Regions from separate parts of the Homo sapiens genome. Here region 1 is linked to region 2. A link is a contact called in ENCODE Hi-C or POLR2A ChIA-PET data. All regions are on one chromosome and are shown on one strand. The core of a region is the stretch at or near the end of the contact, and the rest is flanking DNA. Distances in the headings are between cores, read along the strand shown. Region 1 has its middle 35 kb from the start of LINC02551. Region 2 has its middle 100 kb from the start of ADAMTS15.

Region 1 (5,163 bases), core at 2,150-4,649, 280 kb after region 2:
GCCTCCGGGATCCGTGGCCACTTATACTATGTTCTTGTGTTGCCAACTGAAAATATCAAGTGATTAAAAATTAATCGGGCTAATAAGGCAAGTGCCAAAATTGTTAATGGTTATCTGAGCTTTCTGGTGGCTGTATGCATGAAAGACCCTCCTTCTAGATTCCTGCCTTTTCCAGGTTTCCTCTCTTCTTCTGTGTCCTCTCATTGCACAGCTGGCGTCTCCCTTTCCGTGGGACCTGTGCTATTCTCTTCCTGAGACTAGCTGGGTCCAGGAAAACATATCTTCCTGGTTCTTTGAGTGCATGTCACCCTTTGTCCAAGCCTTGGGCTCCACCACTCCTTAAAGGCTTGGAGGAGAGAGCCTGCAGTAAGCAGTGTCGGGAGGAGACAACTCGCAGGAACCTCTCAAGGAAGCAGATGTAGATGTTTCAGCCACCTGGTTTAAGCAGATCACAAAACTTAGGCAATAAATTTGACTTTAAAGCCCTCTGTCAACTACGACCAAAAAAAAAAAAGATTCCGGGGAAGTTTTCTGATTTGGAGAAATTACATCCAGGAGTGTCTGTTGCGTAGGTTTGGGAGAAGTTGCCAATTTAAAACCTTTCTTTCAAAAGATTCAGCCTGTCCCCGCAATCACTTGGTTTTTTTCTTCCTTGCTCATTCCTGGTTTTAAGCTCTTCCCCCTGGAGACACCCCACTCCATTTTTTTTGTCTCCCTCATTCTCTTCTGTCTTGGTGCACCCCGTCTCTTCCCTCTTCCATTCCCCTCCTCTGTGTTCCTCCTCCTTTTCTTCTTTCCATTCTCTGTCCTCCCCACCTTCCTTAATGCTCTCCTCTCTCTTCATCTTCATCTTCTCACACACCTCCCACAGGGTTCCCATTCCAGGGGCTTCTGACAACTTGAAAGACTCTAGAGAACAAAAGAGAACTCAGCTGTCACTAAATATTCCTCCCCGCTCCCCCACCAGTCCCTTCCCCCAAGGGCTTCGGAGTAGTTCAGGCCCCAGCTCTCTCTCTTTCTGTAAATGAGCCTCTGCCACATTTTCCTTATAAATAAGAGCCATTCAGAGCAGTTTTCTCTTGAGCTGCCTGGGGGATGGGAAGTGTCCATCCCATCTGCATCCCGCAGCCCACCATGCCGTGCTGTCAGACACCGTCCAGCCACTACACCTGAAGCCCAAAGGCAACCCATGGTTCCTGCCCAGCAAGCCCAGGGTGAGTGTGGCATCTCCCACTGCCCTGGCACCCAGCTTCAGCAGCCCTGCCCACCAAGGCTCATGGAGCCTTGGCCAGGGAAATCTGCCTCAGGCTTGGTCAGTGTTTTAGGCAGAGAAGTCACTCCTGAATGCAGTTTAAATGTCTTTGGCAGCAACAGAACACGAAGGTCTTTTAAAGCAAGTCGTCCGCTATCTGTCAGAACAGGGGAGCCAGTTAAGATTTTATTACAGTTTATCTCCAGAGGTGGGGGTGGCGAGGGAGGGCTCAGGAGTTATTTTCCATGTGTGAGATAGACTAAGTCCTGAGGCTTGCTAAGTTTATAGATCACCAGTTGCCAGAGTTCCTTTTGCTTTTTACCCTGGAGGGGAAAAATAAAAAATTAAAACATCCACTTACAGATCAATTGCATCGTCTGCTGCTCAACAACATATGGGCCTAGGGCAGGAGGCTGTGAGCCAGGCCTCATTACTAAAGATCCCTGCAAAAATGGGTGCAACCCAGACAGCCTCTCCCTCCAAACCCCTGACCCAGGGATTGCTGTCCATGCAGCTGGAACAATGAGCACTTGTGGGGGTCCTCCCCCCATCAGTCTAGGGCCAAAGGATATCAGCTAGGGCCCCGAAAGCAATACGAGGTCTTCTACCACGTTTTTATTTTTCTTGCTTGGCTTTCTTTGAAATTTACATCCCAGAAGAATATCCTGGAACTTTTATAGATGAGGGAGTTCCTTGGGAGAGATGGAAAGGGGAGGAAGAGGAAATGGGAAGAGATTGGCGTGGGTGCAAGGAGGAGGAGGTAATGATCATTTAAAGGAGAAACGGAGGATGGAAGTGGGGTGGCGTGCAGAGCTGTGGTGGAACTCAGCCTCGGAGCTGGGCTTGGCGGGGTTGGAGAGGCCCTGGGCTGCAAGCAGGGGATCCTGTGCCTTTGAGGTACAGACTTTGAATCCACAGAAGTGTGTGTGTATCGCCCCACTTGATCCCAGCTTGCTTTCCTTCATCCCTTTATTCATTCATCTGAAAGTCCTCATGGGAATTTGTTTTGTGACTGTTACTGGGGACACAGCAGTGTACAAGACAGGCACGTTTCTTCTTCTCTTGGAGCTTTCGACTTGGTATCAGCCCATTTGCCTCTGTGAGGAGAGACAGTCGAAGCACCCATGAGTCGTTCTACTCTCAGAATCCAGCTCTGCCCGTGGTCTGACGAAGGCTGAGCCCCAGAGCTGCCACGTGGAGAGGCTGCTTGTCCACAGGCACAACTCCTGCAGGGCACAGCAGAAAGCGAGGAGGCATGCTGCTGGAGAAGGCCTAGCAGCAGTAACCGCCACCCTGCCAAACCTGGCCTAACATGGAAAAGACCCAGGCAGCCAACGGCCTCCTGAATTAGGTTGTTTGACAAAGCAATGAATGTAGCCTGGAGAGAAGCAGGCTGGAACTGCAGGGCATGCTACAGCTATCTTCAAAGATCTGAAGGAGGTCATAGAGGGGGCATGGTGGAGGTATGTACAGCGGCTCCAGAGGACACAGTTTGCAATGCTTGCTGGAAGTTATAGAAAAAGGAATTTGGGCTTACTGTAAGAAAAAATTACATGAAACATAGTAATGAGCTCCCTGTTCTTGGAGGCAGACAAGCAGTGTCTGCACCAACCTGCTAGTTAGTGATGGCACAGAAGAGGTGGCTGCACTGTATGAAGCTGGGCCTGCACGGTATCCCATGCTCCTTCCAATTTTAATACTTTATGATTCTGTAAAACACCGAGAAACTTTATTTTTAAAGCCACAAACCACTTATTTTTAATTTGGGTGTTCCTTTCCCATATTATTATTATTTTTTGTGGTGTGGGAAAAAATGTTTCCAAGGCCCTTCCCTTCTTTGCTGCCTCTGAAAAGCCAGACCTGGGCACGTTTTCACATGAATATTTTACCCTAGAAACTCCGGGCAAACGGGGTCCAGTGCCTTATACACTGGGAAACTGCACAGCTCTGAGCCCCTGAGAAGTGCGTAGTGTTATCTCCAGTTTATTGTTCATTCTTAGAAGGTACTCTGATGATTATTTAACTATTTTCCTGTCTTGGTTTGAAGAGGCAGGAATTAAATGTCAGTGAGTGTGTGTAACAAGAACTATGTAACCCTGCCCTTTGGGAAGAGTGTGTGGGGGGAAGCTAAAATTACTTAGATCATGTAGGGCTGCGCTTTGAGGTTCTCTGGAGCAAGGCTTGTGATGCCTGGGACAGCAGAGCTGGCAACAGCGGGCCCAGTGCCCTCAAGCCCCTGCTTCCTGCCTGTTTCTCTGGAAGTCAGCTGAGCTTCATGGCCACCCTAGAGCACAGCCTTGGAGCCCCTCTCCGCACACGTGGGTGTGCTGCCTGTCTCGGGTTAGCCATGGCCCATGAAGCTATCTCTGACTCCTGAGCAGCCAGACGTGGGGTGGGGTGGGGTGGCAGGGTGGGAAACCTCCCAGTCACCAACAGTGACCTTGGTGAGGCGCTGGGGGTGAGTCAGATCCTCCTCACAGACTACACACGGCTGCCACCTCCTGGAACTTGCCATAACCCAGGCAACTCTCAGATCCTGGGCCTTCACTTGTGATGTCAGGGATGGGGGCATTGCAAAGGAGGGAGGCGGGGACAATGGCTGGATGTTACCTGCTCTCTACTCTGGAAACCCAAGGCTGGAGGCTGCTGCAGCTCTGGGCGCCCTGGGGGCTTCTGCCAGCCCCGCCTGGCTTCCCTCTTGGAACAGAATGGAATCCTCACAGGTTTATAAAACCAAGCCTGATTTCAGGAAAGGGGGTGTCCTTTGGGGCACCTTTGATTTATCCTGCCATCCTCATCCACATCATGCCCCACAAGAAGCCCTTTCTCTCTGAGCCGAGGTGCTGTCACAAGCTGTTCAGAGGCCCCCATGCCCTAGTACCTCTGAGACAAGCAGTTGCTGTGGCAAAGGAGAGGCACCAAACAAAGACACTGGCCCTCTCTAAAGACTCTTGGTGACTCTAGAGCCAGAAGTCAACAGTGGGATGGACAGATCATCTCCAGCTCCTGTCTTCAAAACGCACCTGTGTTTTAACGGCTCCCCAGGGAAGGAGATCCAGTCACTGGCTAACATTCTGCGATGGTGTCTGATAGCCCTCACCAGCTCCAGAATGTTCCTATCCCTCTTAGGCTTTCTTTTTGTATCTTCATCACTCTGACGTTGGTGCGCTTTCAGGCCCTGTTTGCTGCAACCCTGACTGGAACCTCCACATTTAAGTTCCTAATGAAATCTTCTCTTTGACTTTTGCTCATTTATAAAACTTTGTGCCAGCTCTTGGGGTCCAGAGAAATCAGTTTCTAGACCAAATGCCAAGTGCCATCTCCCAAATCTGCAGGTGAGGGTAGTCACTAAAATGCCAAGTGACCTGTCTGCAAGCCGACAGCTGAGGGTGACCTTGCTGGCTGGGCTAGGCCAAATGGGCTCCGGCGTTCAGTGTGTCTCATTTCTCTGCTATTTGACCTGGTTCACATTTGGCTGCGGGGATTGAGCCCAGGCAGTGGGCCCAACTCAGCGGTGTCCTCTGGCCTCTGCACAAGATCTTTATCATGAAGCTAGGCAAGGGCTGTATAATCCTTTCCGTTACTTCAGGGTAATGGTCGAGGTAGGAAGGAGCTCTGGGTGACCTGCCTGGAAGAACAGGTTGAGGTTTATAAGGTTGATTTCAGTAGGTTTTGGGGTTTAATGGGTAGGGAAAGGAGAGGGGCTGGCTGATGATGGCCAGGCCATAGCACTGAAGTCCAAAGACCCAAGGTATACAGAGGTCAAAGCTTCAGGTTGGGCAGGAAATTTGTGCAGGCCAGCCTGGAGAGCATTCTTAAGTCTTGAGGATGGTACATTCCCCAAGGGCAATGACCACTTCGTAAATGTATTTTCACTCCCTTAGAAAACTCAGCACAGTACTGTCACATAG
Region 2 (4,982 bases), core at 161-2,660:
GGTGATGGCGAGCTGCCGTCCCACCTGCCCCATGGTGCTGCTAGGTTGGAGGGGCAAGGTGACCATCTCTGGGTCGGCAGGGGCGGCCGCCCCTTCAGCCTCCTGTTCCTGCTGATGGTGGTAAAAAACGTAGCTGCGGAAAACCCCTCCATGTCCTGGGCTACCTGCTCCTCAGAAGCAGAGGGCAGGGCAGGCTTTCCGCACTCCTGCCTGGGAGGCCCTGGGCCTTGCCCCGATGCCATTTTTCAGGTCTCAGTGGAGGACAGTGTCAGCCTCCAGGGATGCTGGCTCAACCCGCGTGGGTCAGCAGGGTGGAGTTGAAGGTCCCAAGGGGCTGGAGGCTGCTGCTCCCAGGGGCTGAGTGGGAGCCCAGCTTCCAGGAACGGGCGTCAGTGCATTTCTGGTATCTGGATGTAGCCTTTGCTTGTCCCTGTGTGGCCCGAGGGACCCGTGAGACTCCAGTGATCATCTGTTTTTTTACATTTTTAAAGCATTGTAAACAAAATAATACAAACAGGGAGCAAAAAAGAATACATGACAAAACTGTAAGTGGCCTGCAGAGCCTAACATATTTATCATGCTACTTGGCCCTTTACAGAAAATGTTTGACTATCCCTGGCTTAGATAGGGAAAATTAAATGCATAAATGAATAAATAGATTTTTCAACTGATGAAGAGGTAACGAAGTCTGCAAATTTTCTACCATGGGTCACTCTCCACACAGGCGAGGGAACCTTTGCTCTGAGTGTGGTTCTTATTGGAATGGGACGCACTGTCACTCTTTAAACAATGTATTGTGCCTCAGGTGCTGCAAGGTACTGCTATGCTCACATGGACAAATTAAGGCTCTGGCTAAGGTAAAAATCAAATGGGCTGCCCACTAAAAGGGGTAGTTCAAATTATTTCAACTTCACTTTTGTTCAGCTAGGGAGGGAGAAAGTAGACTAGGCCTTGGAAGGTCAGGGGAAAAAAAAATACCAGTTACACAAACATAAGGCTCTTAAGCAGGCACTTGTTGTCCTGAGATGAAGGTATAAGCAAACTTTTTGAAATATGGCTTAGCAAATGCTGTCTTACTTTTCAGTGTGCAGACCTGGACAACAGGCAGGTGGGGAGGGATCTGTTTGTGAAAGGATCTGATCCCAGAACTCTCTTGAAAAGGAAGGGCGCGGCTGCCACTAGACTAGTTGCTCAGACTCAAGATAGTGGCTGAGATTGTAGGCAAGGGCTGGTGTTTGTGTCATGCGTGCTGCACCTAGCTGTCCTGCTAAGGGATTATGATTTGAGAAGCAATGGTTCGGGGTGGACTGTGACAGAAGATCTGTGACATTGGTGCCCATGTGGTATCCCCCAGCTAATGCCCACTCAGAAATCCATTCTAGCTGCAGGGGCAGATGCTGACTGCAGGGTGTGTCATCAGAGCAGCATCCGTGAAGCTGGTGAGCCATTTGGTCAAGGGCAGGGTGAATTTGGGTTGAGTAAACCCTAGAGTTCCTGGAAAACACATGGACACAATCACCTTAAGAAAGAGACACTAGGCTTTTTCTGCTAGAATGTCATGGGCTTGAACAATTTACTAAAAAACCCAAGGCAATATTTTAACCTGGAGTTTGCATAGCTTGGCTGCACATACTCATTCATTCATTCCTGTACAGATACACAGATGGGGGTTTAGAGAAGTGAAGAAGCTTGGCCAAGTCACACACTGGGTGGAGTGCAGGAATCTAAACCCAGTCTTGTGTGTTTCCAAAGCCTGCTCTCTGTCCACAGTACCCTATTGCCTCTTGTAGAGTCGTAGATTATTAGCGAAGTCTTACAAATTATTCACCATTTTTGAGTGAGAAACTGAGACTCAGAGAAGTGAAACAACTTGTTCAAGGTTGTTTAACTAATTACCAGAATTCCTACAGACCTGCCTCCAGATTCAGCGGGTCTGAGTTGCCATAAGCTTCTAAGAACTTCTTATCAAAGGAACTGAGAATGTCAAATGGAGTGAGTTGAAATCCATAGGGACAAAGAAGCATTGAAGGAAAAGTGAGATTTGCAAAGTGAGCCACATTTTGCTTTTTCCTAACGACCTGTTTGTTGATGTCCTCTTTGAAAGGGCTTCTAGGAGGCAGGAAGGTATGAGCTACTTTTGGCAGTTTGGCCCCAGAGATTACCTGTTTATTTATTTAGCACTTTAGACATTAAGTTGGCTAATATAAAGCAATTCCCCTAAAGTCTGGAGTTCATGGACATAGACCAAGTATAGGGAAAGTAGTCTTCTCCATTCACCTCATGACCCCAAAAGATCATGAGTCTAGGTTGATCCCCAGCCAGTGGCTACATCTGTAACTTGACTACCCTGATTTCTCAATCAGCTCAGCTACAAATGGCAGTGGAAAAGATGCCCAAGAAGGGTCTTGAAATAAATGGAAATCTTTCATTTCCTGTTCTGGTCTCTATCCAAGAAGCTGCCACTGCCCAAGGGAGGCGCCCAAAGCCCAGTGTTCTCTGCAAGTCAGAGTCAGTTTTCAAAGCACTGAAGGTATAGCCCAGGCTTTCTTACATGCGTAGCTTCCTGGTGTATGACATAGAGAACCCCTGTGTAATTCAGTTTCGGAAGATGGTACAGCACATGCCTGGAGAAGCTGCCAAGTGCTCTTTGACAATGCTTAAGGGCAGGATCTAATAATCTCTCTGGGGTAATTTGGGCGAGGACTTTCCTAGAGGTAGAGGTTGGACTGGGTGCCCTCTTTCTTCTCTTGGCTTTGAGAGTTCAGAGTTTTGCCTGCAAGAGCAAAGTAGAAGGTGACATGAACTGAATTAGTATGGGCAGCCTGTATACCTGGGGGAAGTCAGGCTGGGATTATTCAGAGAGTTAACCCTGTTTCTACCTTCACCTTCCCGCCTTAGTAGATACAAATTTGGTCAAGATATACAGACAGAGTGGACACTTTTTGCCTTTTATTCTAGCTTGGCCTATCCCTGTAGTTAGAAAAGAGCAGCAGCTTGAGTCTAGTCTATTCATCCACGAGAGGAGGGTTATTTCTTTGCAGGCTTATTGGTGAAATACTCAAAGAAGGTTAGAGCCCTCAAGAGGCCTTAAATAATTTCTTGCTCAATGCCCTTGCTTTCAGGGGAAGCAAATAAAGTTCAGAAAGGCTACATGAGGAACTCAGGGCCCACATACCATGGTAGGGGCAAGGCTGAGCGGAACCTCTGATCTTTAGGTTCTCAGGCCAGTAGGTTTACAACCTGCTGCACTGTGTCCTATTGCCTCTGTACAGGGACTTCTTGTTAAAATCCACAGTCCACAGCAAAAGGAGGGAGGACCTTCATTTATTCGCTTATTCAAAAAATTGTATTCAGCTGCCCTTTGGCATAAGAAACAACAAGACTGATAAGGCCCTCCCCTCACTTCATGGTGCGAACAGCACCAAATATTTGCAAAGGACCTATGTGGACTTAGTTCTCTTGCTCTTCTCTCACTTTCTTAAGTTGGTGAGAAAAAGATGCATAGGAAAGAAGTTTTTAGGGAGGTGGAGAGATAGGGTGGCGGAGAGAGAATGAGGTGTATAAGGAGAGAGAGAGAGAGGATATGTCCCAAAGGATATTTGCAGGGAGGGAAATATTTGGCTGTCTCCCCAACCCCACTCTGGCCTCCCCTTCCTCCTATTCCTCCTCCTCCTCCTGCTCCTTCTGCTCCTCCTCCTCCTCCTTCTCATTCTTCTTCTTCATTTGTGGTTAGCTGGACTGTATCAAACTCCCTTAACTCTCTCAAATGCAGTCTTTCCTACTTTCTGGTAAACTTGAGTTGCTATGGTGAGAGAGTGGCCTGGGACAAGTCAATGGAAAACGTTGGAAACAACACCCCACCTGGAGCAACATATCAAAGAGTTAATTAGAAGGACCTGCCATGTGTTTCCCATTCCCTGCCACAGATTCGATTGCTTTATGTTTTATCAGCTGTTTTTCTAAGCAAAGCGTTAGCCCTCATTCTCAGTTCTCCTTTCTTGAAGGTGTTAACAATGGTTGGGGGCAGAGAAAGTAGGGAAAGTTGATCAAATGAGTAAATTCTCTGTTGTTCCCTTAGAAAACTTTCTTAGACCAACCCTGTGGACTTATTTTATCTGTCGTCCTCTCTCTCCCTGTTTCCACCACTCATCTCATGACATCCACTTGAGTATCTCTTTCTTAGGAACTGTTAGAGCTCACTTGTGAAAGTTCGCTGTGAAGTCCACAATAAACAATCCAATCTGTTTACATGGGGCTTGAGAGTTACAGAGCAACCTCACATTTCATTTTGTCCCAACTTCAGCAACCGTGCACAGTAGCAATGGCTATAGTTACCATAGCTATCTCTTAGTTACAAGAACAGGAATGAAGGCCAAGGGAAAGGGGAAGGGCTTGCCCACGGTCACTCACACAGGAGTGGGCGTAAGCCTGAGTCTTCTGAATTCAAGTCCATGATGCAGCAATGCTCTTTACAATCTTGCTGTGTTGTCAATAATTTGTGAACTTAGTGTTAGCCATAGCGGGATGAGCAGCTGACTGTGAATCAGAGGAGAACACTGTGTATCTCTGGTCTTGGTCTTGTCAACTATAAAATGAGAGTCAGAAAGGGAGTTTAATGGAAGTGTGGTGATACAGTTAACAATTCTGTGTTATATACTTAAATTTGCTAAGACGATAGATCATAAGTGCTCTTATCACACATACACACATGAAAGAAAATGGTAATGATGAGAGGTGAGGAGTATGTTAATTAACTTGACTGTGGTAATCATTTTCAAAATGTATACATATATCAAAATATCAAGTTGTACATCTTAAATATATCTATATCTATATATCTGTATATTTAAGTATATAAAGTTGAATGCTGGTGTTCCCCAAAATTCATATGTTGGAACCCAGTGCGGCAGTGTTAAGAGGTGGGACATTTTGGGAAGTTATTAAGTCAGGAGTGCTCTGCCCTCATCGATGGTATTAGTGCC

What was found. A loop is a pair of places that touch in the nucleus more often than their neighbours do. ChIA-PET counts read pairs that join two places held with the same protein, here RNA polymerase II (POLR2A). Pooled maps may share reads with other maps.
Region 1: a loop to region 2 is called in a map of MCF 10A, with 17 times the contacts of the local background. The contact joins two enhancer-like sites. A Hi-C loop is called at or near these places in 1 of 168 maps with a recorded cell type or tissue (MCF 10A) and 1 of 50 pooled maps. POLR2A ChIA-PET finds 5 or more read pairs at or near these places in 1 of 52 experiments (activated naive CD4-positive, alpha-beta T cell).

The regions. Positions count from the first base shown.
Region 1 is chr11:130,824,234-130,829,396 of GRCh38, forward strand. No RefSeq gene overlaps it. Among named protein-coding and RNA genes, the nearest start is that of LINC02551, 35 kb to the right of the region's middle. RefSeq lists enhancers at 1,836-2,415, 2,416-2,994. Within about 2 kb of position 3,400, at least 8 of the 41 ENCODE cell types and tissues checked have a DNase peak (open chromatin) inside an H3K27ac peak, as active enhancers do.
Region 2 is chr11:130,547,186-130,552,167 of GRCh38, forward strand. It overlaps the pseudogene BAK1P2. Among named protein-coding and RNA genes, the nearest start is that of ADAMTS15, 100 kb to the left of the region's middle. Within about 2 kb of position 1,411, at least 3 of the 41 ENCODE cell types and tissues checked have a DNase peak (open chromatin) inside an H3K27ac peak, as active enhancers do.